2 separate regions of the Homo sapiens genome follow, and region 1 is linked to region 2. The links are chromatin contacts, found by Hi-C or POLR2A ChIA-PET in ENCODE. All regions are on one chromosome and are shown on one strand. The core of a region is the stretch at or near the end of the contact, and the rest is flanking DNA. Distances in the headings are between cores, read along the strand shown.

What was found. A loop is a pair of places that touch in the nucleus more often than their neighbours do. ChIA-PET counts read pairs that join two places held with the same protein, here RNA polymerase II (POLR2A). Pooled maps may share reads with other maps.
Region 1: a loop to region 2 is called in a map of naive thymus-derived CD4-positive, alpha-beta T cell, with 2.2 times the contacts of the local background. The contact joins the enhancer-like site here to the promoter of LINC01934 in region 2. A Hi-C loop is called at or near these places in 1 of 168 maps with a recorded cell type or tissue (naive thymus-derived CD4-positive, alpha-beta T cell) and 5 of 50 pooled maps. POLR2A ChIA-PET finds 5 or more read pairs at or near these places in 2 of 52 experiments (CD4-positive, alpha-beta T cell and activated naive CD4-positive, alpha-beta T cell).

Annotation. Positions count from the first base shown.
Region 1 is chr2:181,271,963-181,277,042 of GRCh38, forward strand. All of the region lies in intron 3 of LINC01934 (long intergenic non-protein coding RNA 1934), which reads left to right. Among named protein-coding and RNA genes, the nearest start is that of MIR4437, 31 kb to the right of the region's middle. Within about 2 kb of position 3,734, at least 4 of the 41 ENCODE cell types and tissues checked have a DNase peak (open chromatin) inside an H3K27ac peak, as active enhancers do; they include CD4-positive, alpha-beta T cell, where a contact is called at or near this core.
Region 2 is chr2:181,120,365-181,125,613 of GRCh38, forward strand. It overlaps LINC01934 (long intergenic non-protein coding RNA 1934), which reads left to right and starts at 3,473. Exons shown (of 5, transcript NR_130784.1): 1 at 3,473-3,616. RefSeq lists an enhancer at 3,740-3,839.

The DNA.
Region 1 (5,080 bases), core at 2,484-4,983, 150 kb after region 2:
AATTTAGAAATCTGCTTAGGCTGGGCACAGTGGCTCACACCTGTAATCCCAGCACTTTGGGAGGCCGAGGCAGGTGGATCACCTGAGGTCAGTAATTCAAGACCAACCTGGCAACACAGTGAAACCCCGTCTCTACTAAAAATACAAAAATTAGCCAGACATGGTGATGTGTGCCTGTAATCCCAACTACTTGGGAGTCTGAGGCAGGAGAATCACTAGAACCCAGGAGATGGAGGTTACAGTGAGCCAAGATCGCACCATTGCACTCTAGGCTGGGCAACAAGAGCGAAACTCTGTCTCAGAAAAACAAAAAAGAAAAGAAAAGAAATCTGCTTAGCAGCTGAAAATCTGAGGGCAGAAGAAAGGAAAAATACAGTCATGTGCTGCATATCAATGTTTCGGTCAACAACGAACTGCATATACAATGGCAGTCCCCTAAGATTATAATGGAGCTGAAACATTTCTATCACTAGGGACATGGTAGCCTCATAGTACAACACATTACTCAAGTGTTTGTGGTGATGCTAGTGTAAACAAACTTATTGCCATACCAGTAGTATAAAAGTCTAGCACATTTAATTATGCATAGTATATAATACTTAATAATGATAATAAAATGTTAGGTTGTTGGCTTATGCATTTATTATGCTTTTTATCATTATTAGCATGTACTGCTTTTATTTATTTAAAAATAGTTAACTGTAAAACAGCCTCAGGCAGGTCCTTCAGGAGGCATTCCAGAAGAAGAAGGCATTGTTATCATAGGAGATGACAGCTCCATGCATGTTATTGCTCCTGAAGACCTTCCAGGGGGACAAGAGGTGGAGGTGGAAGATAGTGATATTGATGATCCTGACCCCATGTAGGCCTAGGCTAACGTGTTTGTTTTTGTCTTCATTTTAAATGAAAAGTTTAAAAGTATAAAGATGAAATTTTAAAAATTGAAAGAAGCTTATAGAAAAGATATAAATAAAATATTTTTGTATACCTATACAATGTGTTTTGTTTTAAGTTATGTTATTACAAAAGAGTCAAAAGGTTTTAAAAATTACAGTTTATTTAAAACTTAGGGTAAGCTGAGGTTCATTTATTAGTGAAGAAAGTTTTTAAAAATAATGTAGTGTAGCCTAAGTGCACAGTGTTTATTAGGTCTACAGTAGTGTACAGTAATATCCTAGGCTTTTACATTCACTCATCACTCACTCTCTCACTCACCCAAAACAACTTCTAGTCCTGCAGGCTGCATTCAGGGGTAAGTGTCCTATGCAGGCATACCATTTTTAAATCTTTCATATCATATTTTCACTGTACCTCTTCAATATTTAGCTATATTTAGATACATAAATACTTACCATTGTGTTAAAATTGCCTACATTATTCAATACAGTAACATGCTGGACAAGTTTGCAGCCAAAGGAGCAATAGGCTATACTGCATAGTCTAGGTGTATATAGGCCATATCATCTAGGTTTGTCTAAGAATACTCTATGATATTTGCACAATGATGAAGTCACCTAACAATGCATTTCTCAGAACATATCCCCATGGCTGCCTGACTGTATGTGAAAAAAAAAATGATTCAGTAAAATTTTTTAGAATATACTGTTCTCTTTTGTCCCCACCTATGATATTTTACTATGAAGTTTTCATCTTCTAATGCAGCATATCAGTAACAGCCTCTCAACCCATTTTCCCTCTTTCTTACCTTTTTGGGAGTCACAGGCTTCGGCTGGATGGAGTTCAGGGAGACAGAGCTCTGGCCAACCCCCAAAGCAGAACCTATGCAGGAGGGTATGGTGTCCACATTGCCTCATCCGAGGCAAAACTACAGCTATGTCAGGAGGGCATGGTAACACCTCAGTAATACGTTATATCTTCCTCACCACCTTGCTAAAGAGAAGCCAGTTTTAGACACAGTGATATGTAAGTGCTTCTTTTTTATAATTTGGTGAGGATCACCTTACTAAAGTGAGGATTTACTCACTTTGGCAATGTAACACGTTTATTAATTTTTTAAGCACAGAAAACTAATTTAAAAAATTTTCTTACCTTTAAGAATACAGATCAAGGTTTCAAAAACATTTTCAGTTGGAAATCTTTGGGTAGGAAAACTGCAGTAATGAGCAAAAGGGATAAAAAGGTAAAACATGTGCAAAACAGATGTTGCACCTAATTTCATGCCAGAACAAATTAAAAATCAGAATCTTGCTTTGTGATTTAGACGATGGACAATCTATACAGATGTGTGTAGGCTGAAAAAAATTCTCCTTGTGAAACTGGACATTTTTAAATTATGAGAACCTACTTTCTAAAAGCAACTGGGATCAATTACTAAAACAGAAATCTCTTCTTTTGTTTGGAGATTGTCAACAGTATCCAAACCTTGACATTAGATCAGCACCACATGGAATGAAAATAATTTTGAGGTTCATGCATCAAATGTAAAAACATGATTTAAAAATTTGAGAACATTTTCATAAAGAGTAAGATCCATATAATATGTGGTAATTTAAAATGTATTAAAACACACGAATTGGGCATCAATTAAGTTAGAAAGAACTGTGTTAGAACACCAGGCAGGTGGTCAAAATGGTAATGAAAAGAAATAAAAACACAGACAGTATGGAAGAGGCAGCCTGTAAACACCAAAACGGTGTCAGAGTCACAGAGTCACTGCCTGGTAGAGATGCTTGCAGGTTTTTTTTTTAATGTAATTTAAGTATTTCCACCCCCACGAGGAGATTTTAATGTAGTTATGATACATTTGAATTAATATCTTAGAGATTTCAAGTATCTTCTTCATAACGATCATCATTAGTCAAGAATAGAAGTTTTTAGATTTGAGGTCTATTTGCTTTCCAGAGGATCTGTAGATGGCTACAGAGGGTCTCTGACTCCTTTACAATTGTATGAAATCATCTATATATATATATATATATATATATATATATATATATATATATATATATATAGAGAGAGAGAGAGAGAGAGAGAGAGAGAGAGAGAGAGAGAGTACATAACTTTCATACATTCTTATGAGGATTCCATGACTTCTCAAACATTAAGAAACTATTGGAAAAAGCAGAGCTCTACTAACAGGAGACATGTCGATTTATCTTACATAAAAATGACCCGTACAACCCAGGAAAGCTTTGCAAACAGCCAAAATGTAAAACAAATTAAATGTTGTGTTTATCCCTTCAGAATAGTGCAGCACAACAACTCCAGTCATACAGTTTTTATTTACATGAATATTTTAGAAATCCAGCTATTTGTCATTAGACACTCTCTCTTTATAATTTGAAAAATTTCAAGAGCCATGGGAACTAACCATAGGTTATATTATGTTGTATATTACTGGCAAGTACTCAATAAAGAGCTGGCAAGAGACAGTAAATGAAAAATAAATATGTGGCTCAATCTGGTCAAGGGAAAATAACACAGATAACAAGGAGGGATTAGGTCAAGCCCATATTGTGGGTTGTAAAGCACCTGATTTCATGTAATTCAACTTATCAATATTCATGAGCACTTATGGTATGCAAAACACTGTGTTTCTGGTGCGAAAAAAAAACTAAACTTGAAACTTAGTAATGTTATAATTTTTCTTGTTTTAACCCAAGAATAATTTGTCAAATCAATGAGGAAGTTATGATTTGGGCTTTGTTGGTTTTTCACCAATAAGAGGATGATAGCAAGCAAGAACCACAGTGTGGTGGATATACATGATGTTGAGTTAACTAAGCTGGAAGGGTATTTCCCTCTATTCTTTGCCTGCGTACTTCTGGGTTAATGTAAGGTGCAAGAGACACAGTGCATAAGATGTGCACTAACCCTAACCCTAACCCTAACCCTAACCCTAACCCTAACCCTAACCCTAACCCTAACCCTAACCCGGGTTAATGTGAGGTGCAAGAGACACAGTGCATAAGATGTGGTAGGTGGAAGTGAAGTAGAAAGCATATTCTTTTATGCTGGGAAGGTCACTTGAGGGCACTGCTCTGTTTGCAGCCCTCTAGTGTTGCTGTTTGTCTGAGGGCTCACCTTATTGGTGCTGAGCAGTGGCGGGCCTGCAGCTCCTCCAGCTCCTGGCAAGGCCTGCAGCTTCTGATTCCCAAGTAAGGTGCATGTTGAGCTCTGTGATAATAAGCTCCAGCTTTTTCCACACTAGTTTATTAAAATTTATAATGCAGAAGGCATTTTTAAGTAGTTTGCTGCTTGTCTGAGCTTAGGGAGTAATCAGAAATAACACAAACTCTTATGAATCAGTTGCAGTTTCCATCACAGAACAGTCACAGCATTGGAGAAGTTGGAGGTCATGAGAAGCTGGCCTCAGAACCAGTTTATCCTTGTCTTCCCCTCTCCATTGAGGTCCATCTTTCCTTACCGCTGCCTACCCATTTTTTTTTTCTATGTCACTCATAATGGTTCTTTTCTAATTGATGTCATATACCAATGTATACCCAAATAACCTGACAGATATACATAGAAAAAGGATTTTAAATTAGGGGATCAATTGTTGATGTCAGAAGCAATATTTTTGCACTTTTTCAAACTCAATGCAACCTAAATCGTTCCCATGCTGGTGTATTAAAATTTGTAATGCAAAAAAGCATTTTTAAGTAGTTTTGTACTCTCAGGGGCATAATAAATTATCAGAAATAACAAAAACTCTTATAAATCAATTGTAGTTTCCATCACTTTACATAATATATTCTTTCTAATAACAACTAGTAGAGCAAAAACGTACTTTCTGCAGAAAAAGTAGAGAAAGGGAAAATCCAGGATCTCACTGAACTCATTCTTTGGCTTCTTTTTATTTCTGGAATTTGACTAGAAAGAATATTGATCTTTTACAGTGAAAAAAAAAAAAAAAAGAAAAGAAAAAGAAAAAGAAAAAAAATCACATCACATTTTAAATGTATTTGGTGCCAAGCTATCATTTATGGAAATAGATAACTGTTTCATAGTTAGTGGAAGCCGCTTACCTACTTTTGCAAATAGTAGTAGTAGTTACTAGATACCACATTGGCCCAGTAAAAGAGAGTTTAGGGAAAGAATCCTGGACTGATTTGAGAGT
Region 2 (5,249 bases), core at 2,223-4,722:
GACATAAAATGAATAAACTGAATACCCACAGATTAGAGCACATCCTCCTATATTTTCTCAGAAATAAGACAAAGGTTCATCAAGTAAGGGGCTGAAGGATGAAGTTATTTACTTAGATTTACTATGGGTTTCTAGGACAACTATTTGAAAAACTGTAAATCTAAGTGATTCAAATTCTGAGTATCAATGTAGATCATAGCACTTAGAACTTAGGAGCTGGATGGAACTTTAGATATGATTAAATTGAGCATATCATTCTAAACTGAACAAGCTGAATAACAACTCTTTCTCCTCCCTCTTCATTTAATTCATAAGCACAGGTTAGGGCCAAAGAATATCCACGCCTTTGCCTGGCCTGTTTTACTTGTTGGTAAGGTACAAGGTAGCCATATAGCAAGACAGTTATAGTTGAAGGCCCTGTGACAAGCAATGCTTATCTTTCATTACAACTTTCTTTCATTAAAGCATCCATTGTTACCAGAGTCTACTCATTGTGCAAATATTTCTTGAATTTCTCTCCTTTGTGCATGATCCCAGTTGATGGGTAAATATAGAAACCAATAAAATGTGGTTTTTATCCTCAAGAAGATTATGTTTTTGGTGAGAAGATACAAGTCTTCTTCAATTCAAGAGTTTAATCAAGAAGGTAAATACATGCTTGCAAAATAAATGAATCAGATGAGCTAACACAAGCTCAGAGGAGGGAAAGAATGCTATATGGTAGAATTGAGATTGACTGATGGCCCGTGGAAAGGCAGGATCACTGAGGCTGGGATCTAAACTATTTGATTAAGTGTGGATGAAAATGAAACAAAAGTACAGAACATGGGAAAAAAAGAACTCAATACCAATTGGTGATTTATTGGAAAGAGTCAATGAGAGGGAGAAGTACAGGTTTCATGTGTGAAACCTGTAGTAAGCCGCACTAATTTTCTAACCAGTTGAGTAGAGGCAGAAATAGCCTGATATAGTCAAAATGGCCTTGGACTTGGGGACGGAGGAGTTGTCAGGATACAGAGGTTCATCTCTTTAACATACCAGAAATACAATTTTGAATAAAATGATCAACTTCTCTTATCTAATGCTTCTTGAAATGTGAAACAAAAGGTTTGAATTTAGTATCTAAAGTCCCACCCAGCACATGATTTCTAAGTGCTTGGATTCAATTTTGATGAAAATAGAGTAGTGAAGCAGCTGCAGAACAAAAAGGAGAAACCTTTTCAGAGGACCAGAAGGAAGCTGGAGTGGTTGGTGATATACTGGGAAGTGATGCACTAGGTAGAGAAATCAGTGAGTCTTGAGGGGCATTTTGCATTTGGAAATGGTATTTGGGTCTGACCCAAGACTTTGTATTGGTACCTTAGATCCCCTTCTGCTAAGCATACCTGTTCTTTAGTTACCCTTTTCTCTCTTTCCCTGTCATAGCTCCTCTACCCCAACTGGATGCACCCAAATGGTAGAAGGTAGAATAAGGGGGAGATGCTCTGCTTCTCTTATTGTGGTTGTCCATGGATCTCTTGCTTTTCCCCTTTTATTTGAGCATTTTGAATTGCCACCAATATTGGCAACTGCAACTGTGCCTCTTTGGTTTGTATGTCCAAGGCCAATGATATAATAGCTATATCCTTCGAACCTGCCCAGACATACCTAGAGAAAACATTTTCAGGTATCTCTAGGTAGGTGTGAGCTAGGAGGAAGGTTAGTTAGGAGCAGAGACCAAAAAGAGATATAATGAATGCAACTCTATGAATCACAAGGGAAAAAGTCTCTAATTGCAGAAGGAGCAGTAACAGTTTTAAGCTGGAGAGCCTGGGTTGGTGCCCAAAGCATTTCTTTGTTTGCCAAAAGCTGCCTCAATGTGGTATTTCCATCAACACCTATTTGTTGAGAGCCTACTCTGTGCCAGACACTATTATACAGGCTGTAATTTTCTATTGGCTCTAAGCCATTCTGATACATAAAAATATAGTTTCCTCAAAAGAGATTAGTATTTTATAATCTAGTTCAGCTTCATGTGTTAGCACTTAGTCTGAATATTTGCCATTGTGAAAATATGCAATATCTATGTATTTTTCAGACATGAGCCAAAGTATTGAAGTGCTTCATACTTAATTGTTCTTCAAAGTGTTCAATCTTTAACCAAAATATTTCTCAAGAAGTATTTCATGGATATACTTGTTATTTATTTTTGTTCTCTGAAAGAAATGCCTCCTGATGTTAAAAATCATTTTGCTAATATCTCAGTCTTATTCCTTTTTAGAGTCCTCTACACTCTATCAATATAGAACTAGCTACAGTTACCAGAAAGTGCTATATTGTTTTGTGCCTCTGGATCTTTGAATATGCTAGACTCCCAGCTGGGAATGCACTTCCTTGCATGAAAAATGACCACACAATATTCTTTACCACAGTTCAAGAATCAACTCCTTTGATCAGCTCTTTTACGCTAATTAGAATGCCCGTTTCCCCACTTGAGGCCCAATGTATTCTATATAAATTCCTATTGTTGTAATTCTCACATAATATTCATAATTATTTGTCCAGTTTTCTTTTCCCATCTTGTGATTTCCCATAAAATCATAAGATTTTATGAACTTATTGAGGACAGAGATTATGTCTTATTTGTGGTTATATCCTCAGGGCACAAAAAAGAGAAACTCAATATATGTTCAGTAAATTCATTGAATGAATAAATGAATCAATGAACAAACAAGCAAATGCCATATGCATGCATATATTCAACTCCTAGGAACACATTTTACTGGTATTTTATATCTTATATTTATTTATAATATATAAATATTTTATATATTATATATAAATAAATACAAATATTTATTTATATATAATATATAATATAATATATTTATTTATATATAATATATAATTTATAATTATATAAATATATAATATATTTATATATAATATATAATTTTATTATATATTAATTATATATATAATAAATATATATAATATATAATTTTATTATATATTAATTATATATATAATAAATATATATAATATATAATAATATTATATACATTATATATAAATATAAATATTTATATAATATATAATATAATATATTTATTTATATATAAATATATAATATATAATTATATAAATATATAATATATTTATATATAACATATAATATAATATAATAAATATATAAATAAATATAAGATAATAAATATAAGATAAGACCCTTTTCTGAAGATACTTCTAAGAAGTATCAGCAATACATTCTATGGGATGCGTATAATGGTTCCTGGATAATATAAAGAAAGAAGGCTTTCCTTTCTCAAAAAGGCAGTCTGTTATAAAAGTCTTTGTAAGTTGAAAACATTTTTTTTGAAAAGCAGAACCCTGTAGTTAAAGAAAATTCAGCAGCCTAAATTCTTTACTACATGTGTGGGTATAGTGAAAACATTTAGCTATCTGATATTACACTATCGTTGACTTCTCAGTTTTAGTATTCAGAGAATGACCTGAACTTAGCTGTGTTAAGTTGCCTGCTCCACAGGAAACCACCTCTGTAACTGTTGCTTGCTGCTTTCTCTTTAGGCAACACCCAAAGCCACTGTCAGATGTCATGGAGATGAGACCTCACAAGGTAAGTGCAAAGAAAACAGGAACAAATACATTTTCAAACAGAACTTGGTGAAAACATTGGCCCAAGAATGATAGGAAGCACCGCCTTTTGGGGATCCCTATTTGGGCTGTGGAAGGGACATATAGCCCTGTTTTATATGGAATCATATATGGTGTGAGGGAAATGAGTCAGATCCTGGGTTCCCAAGTGGCCTATCTGAGACAGAAGCAGGTTATGTTGTCTAGACAAAAGGAAATGCTTTGTTTTTTGAGGGAATGTTATCAGAATTTTAAAAGCCAAATGATGGCTAGAGAATATAACTAAAATTTTATTGACACTTTGTTTTTTAGAAGGCTTTTTCCCTCTTTCTTTTTGTTTCATTCTAACAGTCTATCTTTTTGCCCAAGATGCAAATTGAAACTTAATTAAATCCATGATTCCAAAGAGATATAGGCCTTATTACACAGCAGGCATTCTCTGGCTTTTCTTCACATCTGGAGTTTTAAACTTTGGGGTATTAATATCATGTCTAAGATTTCTTGTAGTCTTGGTTTGCTAAATAGAGGATACATGGCTATTTTAAATGAGGGTTTCATAATCACCCAAAAATGCTACAAATTTCAACGTGAAATAGCTTTTTCCTACATTGTAAATATTAGATGATTAAGCATTCCTTATGCCTTTTGCATGAAAAGGCAACATAGACTTTATTAGATATCTGCGGTTCTCATTCTTTGAGTATTTGCCTCCCTATTGACCTTCAGGCCTTTTGTGCTTCTTTAAAGCCGTTTCCATCCCCCCTACTTCCTCCTTCACAGAATGTAAGATGTCAGTGGAAGAAGATGAAACCAGAGGTTTTAAGAAAAGATTGGACAATAATAACTAAAACAAGTTCCTTTAGCTTTTATTTTTACCCATTTTATGTATTTTTATTGATATAAATTGCTTTATTATGATTATAGTTGAAAGTCAACATTTTGGCATATTAAAAAGACCATTTCCTTCCAACCTAGAAAATTCTATCTCATGATGATACATGTTAGGCCTCTTAGCAACTTATTCTGTCCTATAGCTGTGTGTGGCCACTGCCAATTTGTAGTCCCCAGTTCTAGTCCTGTCAACTATTTCTCCAGAGGTAACTGGACCAGAGATTATACCAGAATTTTATTTTATTTTTCTCAGATGGAGATTTTTTTTCACTGTGAAACTGTCTGGTTTCCCACTGATGGGTCTAATATACAGAGCTTTCTGGGTTTGACAGATGTGATAAACTAACAAGAATATTTGCATTTGTGTAGCTTTTATATACAGATATTTCACTCTCCTAATACTTTTTCAAGTTATAGATAAATGTTTTTTAAAAGCAAACTGAAACGGCTGACAAACAGCTGCTGCATAGACTTTGGAACCTGGCTGCCTATGTTTGTAGACTGCTCATAGAAATGTGAGTTCTGATAGCCTTTTTGGAGATGAATCTAGCAATATATGTGGATATTTATTGTGGCATTTGCTGAAGTTCCTTCTATAGCCTACCAGGCACTGCATCACCTGGACCTTGGGCAAGATATATGTCTGGTCCCTTTTCCTGCCCTTCTGTCACTCTGCATTTACTGTAGTGGCATTCACAAGTGTTCCCAGTCTCGCTGAGTATCTC